2 separate regions of the Homo sapiens genome follow, and region 1 is linked to region 2. A link is an interaction called in ENCODE POLR2A ChIA-PET data of the cell type or tissue named here. Cell type or tissue: MCF 10A. All regions are shown on one strand.

The links. ChIA-PET counts read pairs that join two places held together with the same protein. Peaks named below come from ENCODE experiments on the same cell type or tissue, not always from the same donor. Only the 100,000 strongest peaks of a DNase experiment are listed, where the experiment ranks them.
Region 1: POLR2A ChIA-PET joins it to region 2 with 5 read pairs; 2 of 35 experiments call an interaction of 5 or more read pairs at or near these places.

The regions. Positions count from the first base shown.
Region 1 is chr6:123,055,076-123,060,075 of GRCh38, forward strand. CLVS2 (clavesin 2) reads left to right here. Exons shown (of 6, transcript NM_001010852.4): 5 at 731-951. Among named protein-coding and RNA genes, the nearest start is that of CLVS2, 61 kb to the left of the region's middle. In MCF 10A, no CTCF peak of the experiment used is centred here; a DNase peak (open chromatin) is centred at 2,306.
Region 2 is chr6:122,930,112-122,935,111 of GRCh38, forward strand. No RefSeq gene overlaps it. Among named protein-coding and RNA genes, the nearest start is that of CLVS2, 64 kb to the right of the region's middle. RefSeq lists an enhancer at 947-996. In MCF 10A, no CTCF peak of the experiment used is centred here; no DNase peak of the experiment used is centred here.

The sequences.
Region 1 (5,000 bases), 120 kb after region 2:
CATAGACAAAATGATTAAGGTATGCATACAGCTTTACATTTTTAATTCATTGTTTCTTTTTCTATTTGGACAGTCAGTATGGAAATCTTTAGTAGAGAAGATACTGGCAACATTACAGAACATAATGTCCTTTGGGACATGAACTTCACTCAGCCTTTCATTATGACGATGCTAATCTACTTTGGTTATTTACATCACCCACTTTGCATTATAAAACAGTAATTTAGTGGTTACAATATTCTTATTTTTATTGATGATAAAGAGAAAGCCTTGCAAGTGACAGCTTTTTGGTGTAATAACTTGCATAGGCTCTGTAATTGATGAGTCCCTTATGAGAAGGGTCTGTTTTCACAGCATTCATTATACACATCATCAAGTTTGCACAACTAACACCAGGATGATGTACAGATCAGCATGTACGTATTATTCTGCCCATGTCCCTGCCTATGAAGAAGGAAACCAAATTTGTGGTTGCAGCTCTTTTACCCAATAACTCTCTGACCTTCCAGAAATTACTTAAAGTGTCTGAGCCTCAGGATTTTGGTATGATATATTAGGATAACAGTACCAGCTCTGCCTGTTTTACAGAGTAGATGACTGGCTAAAGTACTTTAACAGACATGCGAAACTCATATTTGCTATTGCTATCCTCACATCCCCCCTGTAGGATTTAGATGGTATTTAGTTTCCTCTGTGTCTTTCCCTTCCTCCCGTCTTCTTGCATTTATAGATATTTTTGCATGGTAACAACCTGAACAGTCTACACCAACTAATTCATCCTGAGATCCTGCCCTCTGAGTTTGGAGGAATGCTGCCTCCTTATGACATGGGGACATGGGCAAGAACACTGCTAGACCATGAATATGACGATGACAGCGAGTACAATGTAGACTCCTACAGCATGCCTGTGAAGGAAGTAGAGAAGGAACTCTCCCCAAAGTCCATGAAGAGGTATGCTGGAGGTAGACTGGGGAGTGGGCTGGGCCAGGGCAGGGAGAGGCATCCTGAGTCAAACTCAAAGCTTTCTGTTTTTCTGTATACATTTTTCTGGTGGGATTTTAAAACTCTTTATGCCCTATGATTGTATGTCTAAGAGTTTTGAGTCAAAGATAAAGTCATTTTCTTATAGTGAGAACATTTAAAATTTATTCTCTTAGCGGTTTTCAAATATACAATACATTATTATCATATATTTGAAAACTGTAGTAACCCTGATGTATGATAGATCTCCCAAACTTATTCTTCCTGTCTAATTGAAACTTTGTACTTTTTGATGAATATCTCCCTATCCACCCCCCCAAACCATCCTGCCTCATCCCAGTGCTTGGTAACCACCATTCTACTATCTATTTCTATGAGTTCGACTTTTTTTAGATTCCACATATAAGTGAAATCATGCAGTATTTTTCCATCACATTGTATTCCATAACTATATGCAATTATCTGTCAATTAAGGAAAAGATAAAGTAATTTGAGGTAACCTCAACTTAGTGTTGTTCCAAATTCACAGACAGTCTAGCAGGGCCCTTGGAAGTCACCAAATCTGGTGGTTTTCAAATTGTATCCTGAGAAACCAAAGGTTTTGAGGGGGTGCCTTAGGCCAAGTAGGTGGAGTAGAGAGAGTGCCCATTTCCACTGTTGTGGGAGCAACTCTCCTATAAGCAATTTATTGGATTTCTGTGTAAGATTTCTTTTGAAGAAAGCAACCACACACACCAGTTCAAACACTGTGTTCAAAGTTTCTGGTCCTTTTTCAATATCTCTGCCAAGTCTTTGTCTAAAGGTCTAAACATTACTGGTACAAAACATTGTATTTCACTTCAGTTTTAATCTTTATAGAGTTCATTGTTGAGTCAGAGTCCAAATACCTGCTTTGACTCTCACAGCACTTTTATGCCTTTTATCTTTCAATCAATAGTCTGGGGAGTTGTCAGACATTGCACAAATGCATACCTGGCTCTGAGTTTGCATTCTGTCACAAACAAGTAGATGTGTAATTCTCAGACTTCCCAGGCAACCACAGCTCAGGGTCCATTTGGATAACAGTAACAAATATTACTTCTCCAGTTCATTTCACATTCACAGAAGTATGGGCACCGTAGCCCCTGCAAGTCTCCCCTCACCTAGCTCAGGGAGGATACAAGGACAATGAACGGGTCATGCCAATGTCTGGCATCCTTCTCTGATGAAAGCCTTAAGGCCCTTTGCCCATAGCTCTGACTCATGGAGTAATGTGCCTGTTCTTTAAGGATGGTCTTCTTTTTTTTTTTTTTTTTTTTTTTTTTTTTTTGAGATGAGTCTAGCTCTGTCTCCCAGGCTAGAGTGCAATGGCGCGATCATGATTCACTGCAACCTCCACCTCCCTAGTTCAAGGGATTCTCCTGCCTCAGCCTCTGGAGTAGCTGGGATTACAGGCTCCCAACACTGCACCCAGCTAATTTTTGTACTTTTAGTGGGACAGGGTTTCACCATCTTGTCCAGGCTAGTGTCAAACTCCTGACCTCATGATCCACCTGCCTCGGCCTCCAAAATACTGGGATTACAGGAGTGAGCCATTGCGCCTGGCCAGGATGGTCTCTTTTATGCTGCTGCCTCTGTTGTGATTGTTGTTAGTATGTGTGTGCATTGATTTCCTCTCTCCAGGCTGCTGCACAACTCCTTGGAGAGAACGGAAAGGCCAGAAATTTTCCCTGCTCTAATTTTCCACTAGTTAGCAAGCTTATATTTAAACCAACTTTAGGCTTCTTAACTCCCTTCTTTTAGAACAGAACTTCTCAAGATCTCTGCTCTCCTAAGGGGTTCATGGATGGGCTCTCAAAGGATTCTGTTAAGTGCTAAAAGTTGTATGCAAAATTTTGTGTGCGTAAGTATGAATGTACTATATGTATATGTCATGCATATATTTTCTGGGGAGAAGTCATATATTTCATCAAATTATTTGAAAGTTTTTAAAAACAAAAGTGGTTAAAAGCAACTCCCCCTAAAATAGTTTTCTTCTAATAAAATAATCCTAATGATAACAGTTGTTATAATCTATCATTTACTAGGTACTTTTCATGAAGTAGGTGTCTTTTTTTTACATTAATTTATAAATCCTCACAACAACCGTGTTAAACAGATACTGCATCCTCAACGTTAGGTAGTCTATATATAGTGGAGCAGAGGGCTCCACTGCATGAGATGTGGAGTCTTTCACACCACTGACATAAAGCCTGCCTACCCTTCGTGGCACAGAGGCCCTTTCTCAGAACTGAACTACATAAGGATTTGGAGGCAGCTGTCATCGGTGTCCACTAGTGTTCTTCTTTGTCAGCTAATGAGGCCCTTTTTCTTCAGCCATTCTGCCTGAGGCATGATTCCTCATGTGGCCCATCACGTGAGCACATTTTTCTCTGTATCTTCTACACATCACCTGCACTCTGCTCAGCTGCACCCACCCCCTAAAAATTATTTAACTGTTCTTGTTGATTCCAGCCTTACCTGCTCCCCTACTCCCAATTTATTATCCACATGGCAATCCAAAAATCTTTTTAAAATATGAATCAGACCATGTCACATCTTGGCTTTATTTTTATTTTTATTTTTGTTTTTTTGAGGCAGGTTCTCTTTGTGTTGCCCAGGCTGGAGCGCAGTGGCGTGATCATGGCTCACTGCAGCCTCCAACTCCCTGGACTCAAGCAATGCTACCACCTCAGCTCCACAAGTAACTGGGACTACAAGTGCCTGTCACCATGACTAGTTAATTTTTTATTTTTATTTTTTTGTAGAGACCAGGTCTCACTATGTTGCCCAGACTGGTCTCAAACTCCTGGCCTCAAGTGATCCACCTGCCTCAGCCTCTCAAAGCACTGGGATTACAGGTGTGAGCCACCAGGCAGGCCTTAGCTTTATATTTTTAATGACTGCTATTTATACAATGAATACAATCACCTCCTTATCATGGCTTACAAGATGCTACCTGATCTGACCCTGCCTCCCTCTCTCCTCCAGGTGTATCCTGTCTGCTTCCTCTTCCCCTGCTTTTCAGACACATTAGTCTTCTCTTTTTGCCCTTGTCACCGCCACCTGGAATGTTCTTTTCCTTCATCTTCAAATGGGTGGTCCCAATCAAAGGTCAGCTCCTCGAAAGAGTCTTTTGATCTTTGTCACCCACCTGGTCTTAGTCAGTTCTGTTTCCTCTTCATTCTGGTCACTCCCTGTCCATCACCCTTCTTTATTTTATTCTCTTCATAACACTTTTAGCCTTTGAAATTGCTGATTTTGTTTAATTTTATATCTGCACCCCACCCCAAAGTAAGCTTCAAGGAGACCATATTGTCTATGTTTACCTTATTCTCTGAATCCCCAGTGCCTGGAGAAGGTCCTGGAAAAACAGAGGGTGCTCAGGAAATACCAGTTGAATGCATGGAGGAGTGCTCTGCTGCCCATCAGTGGCCCCCTTTAAGTGCAGTATTCATAACTGAATAGGGAACATCTAACCTGGTATTGGCACTTGCATTTAAGTTGCAGAGTTCTGGCTTTGCAGGATAGACCTCACTGGCTTCTTTGGGTTGCTGTTGTTGTCACTGTTGCTATTGTTCAAGCAGCCAAAACTGACTGGTATGGGGGTTCCTAAAACTGGAAAGTCTCTTTACTTACCAATCCATATCCTCCTATTGTTTAGGTTTGTCCTCCAATCACATTATTTTAATTGATTAAGGCCCATCTTGTTAGATATAGCCTAGTCTATCCACCTTTTGTATCCTGATTCTTTTCTCCAATTAAATAGACCATTTTCTCCCCTACACACTTTGCTTGTAGCCCATTAGTGGCCCCAGTCCTGAGTTTCCTGCTGGTGTCATGGGCTGATTAGAGTTTTAGGCATTGTTTGGTGTACGTTTGGTATCATATGAAACATTTATGATTCTATGGAAAACTGAAAAATGAGATTAAGAAAGGTGTTGCACTTGATTCTCATGTTCTCTATGTCAGGGAATGGCAGTTCGCCATCCAGGACAAGA
Region 2 (5,000 bases):
CCAGAACACCTGGACTCTCCAGAGCCAGCAGGCTGGAAAGCCAGAGTTGACTGAACCACAGAGACATTGGCCCCTCTCCTTCACCCCCCAACCCCCCGCAACCCCTGGGGCTCCATCCCAGGGAGAGATCAGAGTTCTGTCATATAACCCTGGCTGGAGTTGCTGAAATTCCCACAGGGGGTACCTGTCCAGTGAGGAGGGATGCATTGGGGTCCCACTTAAAGAAGCAGTCTGGCCATGATCTGGCACAGCAGCTCTTGTTGGGGACTCCTCCTTATTCAGACCGCCTAGACTCCCCAGAGCCAGCAGGCTAAAATAGCCGAGTTGACCTAACCACAGAAATAGTGGCCACCCCTACCCACAGAAACTTGTCTATCTCAGGCAGTCTCCAACCTCTTGCACTAGTTGGCTGGAATTTCAAGCCAGTGGGTCTTAACTTGTGAGGTGCCATGGAAGTGGGGCCCACAGAACAATGCTGCTTGGATCCCTGCATTCAGCCCCCTTCCTAGGGGAATATACAGAAGGATCTCCTGATTTGTCAGGATTCCCAAGGTGGGAGTCTAAAACTCCTGGGTTATCTCTATGTGAACATGAGTGACTGCTCTGCTGAGACTCTGCACAGCTCTGTGTATCAGACCCAAGGCCCTGGTGGTGTGGGCTCACAAGAGGATCTCCTGATTCATGGGTTGCAAAGATCCCTGGGAGAAGTGTGGCTTCCCAGGTAGGGTCACACAATCATTCACCACTTCTCTTGGCTGGGGGTAGGGGTTCCTTTGGCTCCATTGTCACTTTCTGGCAGGTCTTTGCCCCACCTGCTTTTCTTTGTTCTCTGTGGGTCTAGCTGTTTGCCTAGTCAGTCCCAATGTGAGAACCTGAATATTTCAGTTGAAGGTACTGAATTCACTCACCACTTTCATTTCTCTCCGTGATAACTGTGGACTGCAGCTGCTTCTAATATGTCATCTTGCCCCCTTCTATCATTCCTTTCTTTTAAAAAAAATATAGTTTAAGTAACTTAGTGCAGTATTGATTTTGAATAATATAGTAGAAATTCCAGTTTCAGCCTAAACTGTATTCACATCTAGAAATAAGCATATATGGGCATTTCTGAAGAATTGGGAGGGAAGTCCAATCTTATGGAAGTCCATTTTCATGTGTGGTAATTCATCCTGAGAGCTAAAGGAATAATGCATGAGAAAAAAACTGACTTAGTAAGAAAACCTAAAGGAAGGATGAATTTTTCCCTATTTAACATCAGATTACTATGGAAATTTGGCATTTTAAAGATGCAGATTCCTCCTTTGGTGGAGACAGCTAACCCTTGAGAAATACGGTGGTTTTCCATGCATACTGTGTGGGAGAAAGGTGATGCTAGTGGGAACATGTGAGACACTCAGGAAACTTGGATAGGTGGGGCTTGGGAACATTTTGTAAGGGAGCTGAAATGCTCCATGATCAGGTGTGGGTAAATGCTTTGGGCCATTACTATTAATGAAACCTACATTATATGTATGATTATGTACCGAAGTATCTAATCTCAATAAGCACAACTGGTAACCTAGTAAGTGCTGAGTGCTCCTTAATGCTAGCCTTCCCTGGGGGGCTCCTGTAACACACCATATACACTTAGAACTCTGTTCAATTTGTATTCTTCGATCAAAGTCAAGAGGTTTATAAAGAGCACTTAACACTTACATGTTAATCAATTTTGTAATATTTATTCAAAGTGCAAAGTTTGAGGAAAAGTGAACCCCCTTCCTTTCTTGACATGTGTGAAATGATAAATTATTTTCATTCATTACAGATAAAGTTTGTTGAAAATAATACTAAAATGATTTTCTGGAATGTAGAACTAACTTTTATTCTGGAAAAATAATGTGTCTGTCCCATAAAAACTAATTTTCCTTTGTAAATATATTTAATCTCATTAATCATGCTAAATTGTGTGTATGTGTGTGTGTGTTGTGGTGAGAGGGCTGAGGTTTCTAACTTATGTATTTCAAAAGTCATCTTTTTTGAGGTTACATAATTCTTAGGGTTTCCTACATGACTCACAGGAGGTAGAATAAGCTAATATGCAATTTGTATAGCTTGGCATTATATTTTTATTCTTCAGCACATTTTTTTCTCTGTATAAAAACATTAGATTGACTTTCCCTCAGGAGATCTGTCTCAGTATACTTCCAGAAACTATTATTATAACCTCTTTACTTGGCTTATAGTAACCCAGGCCTTTTGCTCTGAGCATTGTTACTAACCATTGTTCTTAACTATTCTAAAATGCTGGTTATTTCTAGAACTCTATGCCTGAGTCAATCTTGTCAGCTGATTTGTTTCCTTCTTAGATTTGACATTCACCCCTGAGACTCTCCGTCCTCAAAGTCTGTAATACTTTTCACTGTTCTCGGCACACCCCCTATTCCTCTGTTGTGAAAAAACACCTGGCATTATAACAGGAAAAGTTGTGGGTGGAGATTGAACAGACTTGGGAAGTCCAGGGGTGAAACAGTGATGCCAGGACAGGTAAAGGTGGCATGACTTGGGCAGGCAAAGGAAACTGAGGTTGAGAAATGGAAAGTCACCTAATTAAAGTCAGTTAACTAGCAAGTGGTAGACAGCCCTGGGTACCAAGCCTGTGAGAGTGCTCTGTAATCTCCTCTCAACTTATCTGGGTCTCTCTTGTACTACAGCTCAGTAAAGAGAAGCAATAGTATCATGCTTACAACTGTATCCCAGGTCATAGGTCTGGAACTGGGTAAGACTTGATAAATACTGTGAAATTCATTAATGAGTAAAGAATAATATGCTTGCATTAAAAACCCACTATCTTTCTCTATGTTATGCCCTTCTTAAAAGTCATACAAAGAAAGTGCTCCTTCCCTTGTTTCAGTGGAAGTGGTAGTGGAGAAGTTCTGAGACAAGGAAGATATGAAAAATAACAGACATACGTGCAAAATGGAAATGTAACTTACTTGCCTCTGATTATGAAGGCAGAAATGAACAAACACCTGTAATTTGAGATGACTTCACCTTTGGGCAGATGACTTCATCTATTCTTTTCTATTGGAAAAATTACCCCAGTGACACAAATATACAGCAAAGACTCTCTTCGTTTAGAAAAGATTGAGGTTTTAATGGCTAGTAGGCACTAAACCGCTCCTCACAATAAGAAAAGTTACCCATGATACAGAGTTCATCTCTTAGAGTCTTTTACCCATAGACAAATGGTCCTTTCCATGGCTGGATTTAGGCTACCCTGTTTTGTATAAACTTACAGATGGCTCTTGTCCGCTGTGAGTTTGTAAAGCAGTTGACCACAGAGAATACAGGTTAGATTCCTTAAGACTGCAGGAGAGATCTTTAGGCCTCGTGTCAACCTGAAAGCCCTCATGAAACAAAGACCTCATAAGGCACAGTGAACAAGACCTGGACAGGGCTGTTGATGAATAATTCAGAGTTCAGGAATAAATTTAAACTGATTTCTTACATGGATTGAACTCAGCAGGGTACCACCAAGAAACAGGGTTTTTCAATCTTAACACCACCAATTAATTAAATATTGTAGAATCAATCTTTCCTACCCTGTCTCAGCATTTTGAGAAGATTACATTGCTTTTCAGTTATTTGCAGATATTGAAACCTAAAATCTAGTCTAATTCAAAATTCTAATTTTACTTGCAATTTAGTGCTTCTCTCTTTCCTTTAGTGCAAGACTAGCCCAAGGTCTGAGAACAAGGGTGGGAAAGAGAAGGAGATACACACACACACCACAGAGACAGGAAGACAGAATCTAAGAGACAGAATGTGAGACAGAGCTAGAGAACCTATGCAAACACCTGAAGTTACTAAGAAAGTACCACTCACGAGTGTAGAATATCTCCCTTTAGTGCGACAATAACAATGGCATTTAAAAAAAAGATTTACAGTCCCACCAACAGTGTAAAAGTGTTCCTATTTCTCCACATCCTCTCCAGCACCTGTTGTTTCCTGACTTTTTAATGATTGCCATTCTAACTGGTGTGAGATGGTATCTCATTGTGGTTTTGATTTGCATTTCTCTGATGGCCAGTGATGATGAGCATTTTTTCATGTGTTTTTTGGCTGCATAAATGTCTTCTTTTGAGAAGTGTCTGTTCATGTCCTTCGCCCACTTTTTGATGGGGTTGTTTGTTTTTTTCTTGTAAATTTGTTTGAGTTCATTGTAGATTCTGGACATTAGCCCTTTGTCAGATGAGTAGGTTGCGAAAATTTTCTCCCATTTTGTAGGTTGCCTGTTCACTCTGATGGTAGTTTCTTTTGCTGTGCAGAAGCTCTTTAGTTTAATTAGATCTGATTTGTCAATTTTGTCTTTTGTTGCCATTTCTGTAAATTAGTTCAACCATTGTGGAAGTCAGTGTGGCAATTCCTCAGGGATCTAGAACTGGAAATACCATTTGACCCAGCCATCCCATTACTGGGTATATACCCAAAGGATTATAAATCATGCTGCTATAAAGACACATGCACACGTATGTTTATTGCGGCATTATTCACAGTAGCAAAGACTTGGAACCAACCCAAATGTCCAACAATGATAGATTGGATTAAGAAAATGTGGCACATATACACCATGGAATACTATGCAGTCATAAAAAATGATGAGTTCATGTCCTTTGTAGGGACATGGATGGAAATTGGAAATCATCATTCTCAGTAAATTATCGCAAGAACAAAAAACCAAACACCACATATTCTCACTCATAGGTGGGAATTGAAGAATGAGATCACATGGACACAGGAAGGGGAATATCACACTCTGGGGACTGTTGTGGGGTGGGGGGAGGGGGAGGGATAGCATTGGGAGATATACCTAATGCTAGATGACGAGTTAGTGGGTGCAGTGCACCAGCATGGCACATGTATACATATGTAACTAACCTGCACAATGTGCACATGTACCCTAAAACTTAATGTATAACAAAAAAAAAAGATTTAAAAAATCAGGCAGAAATTTCTGTTTA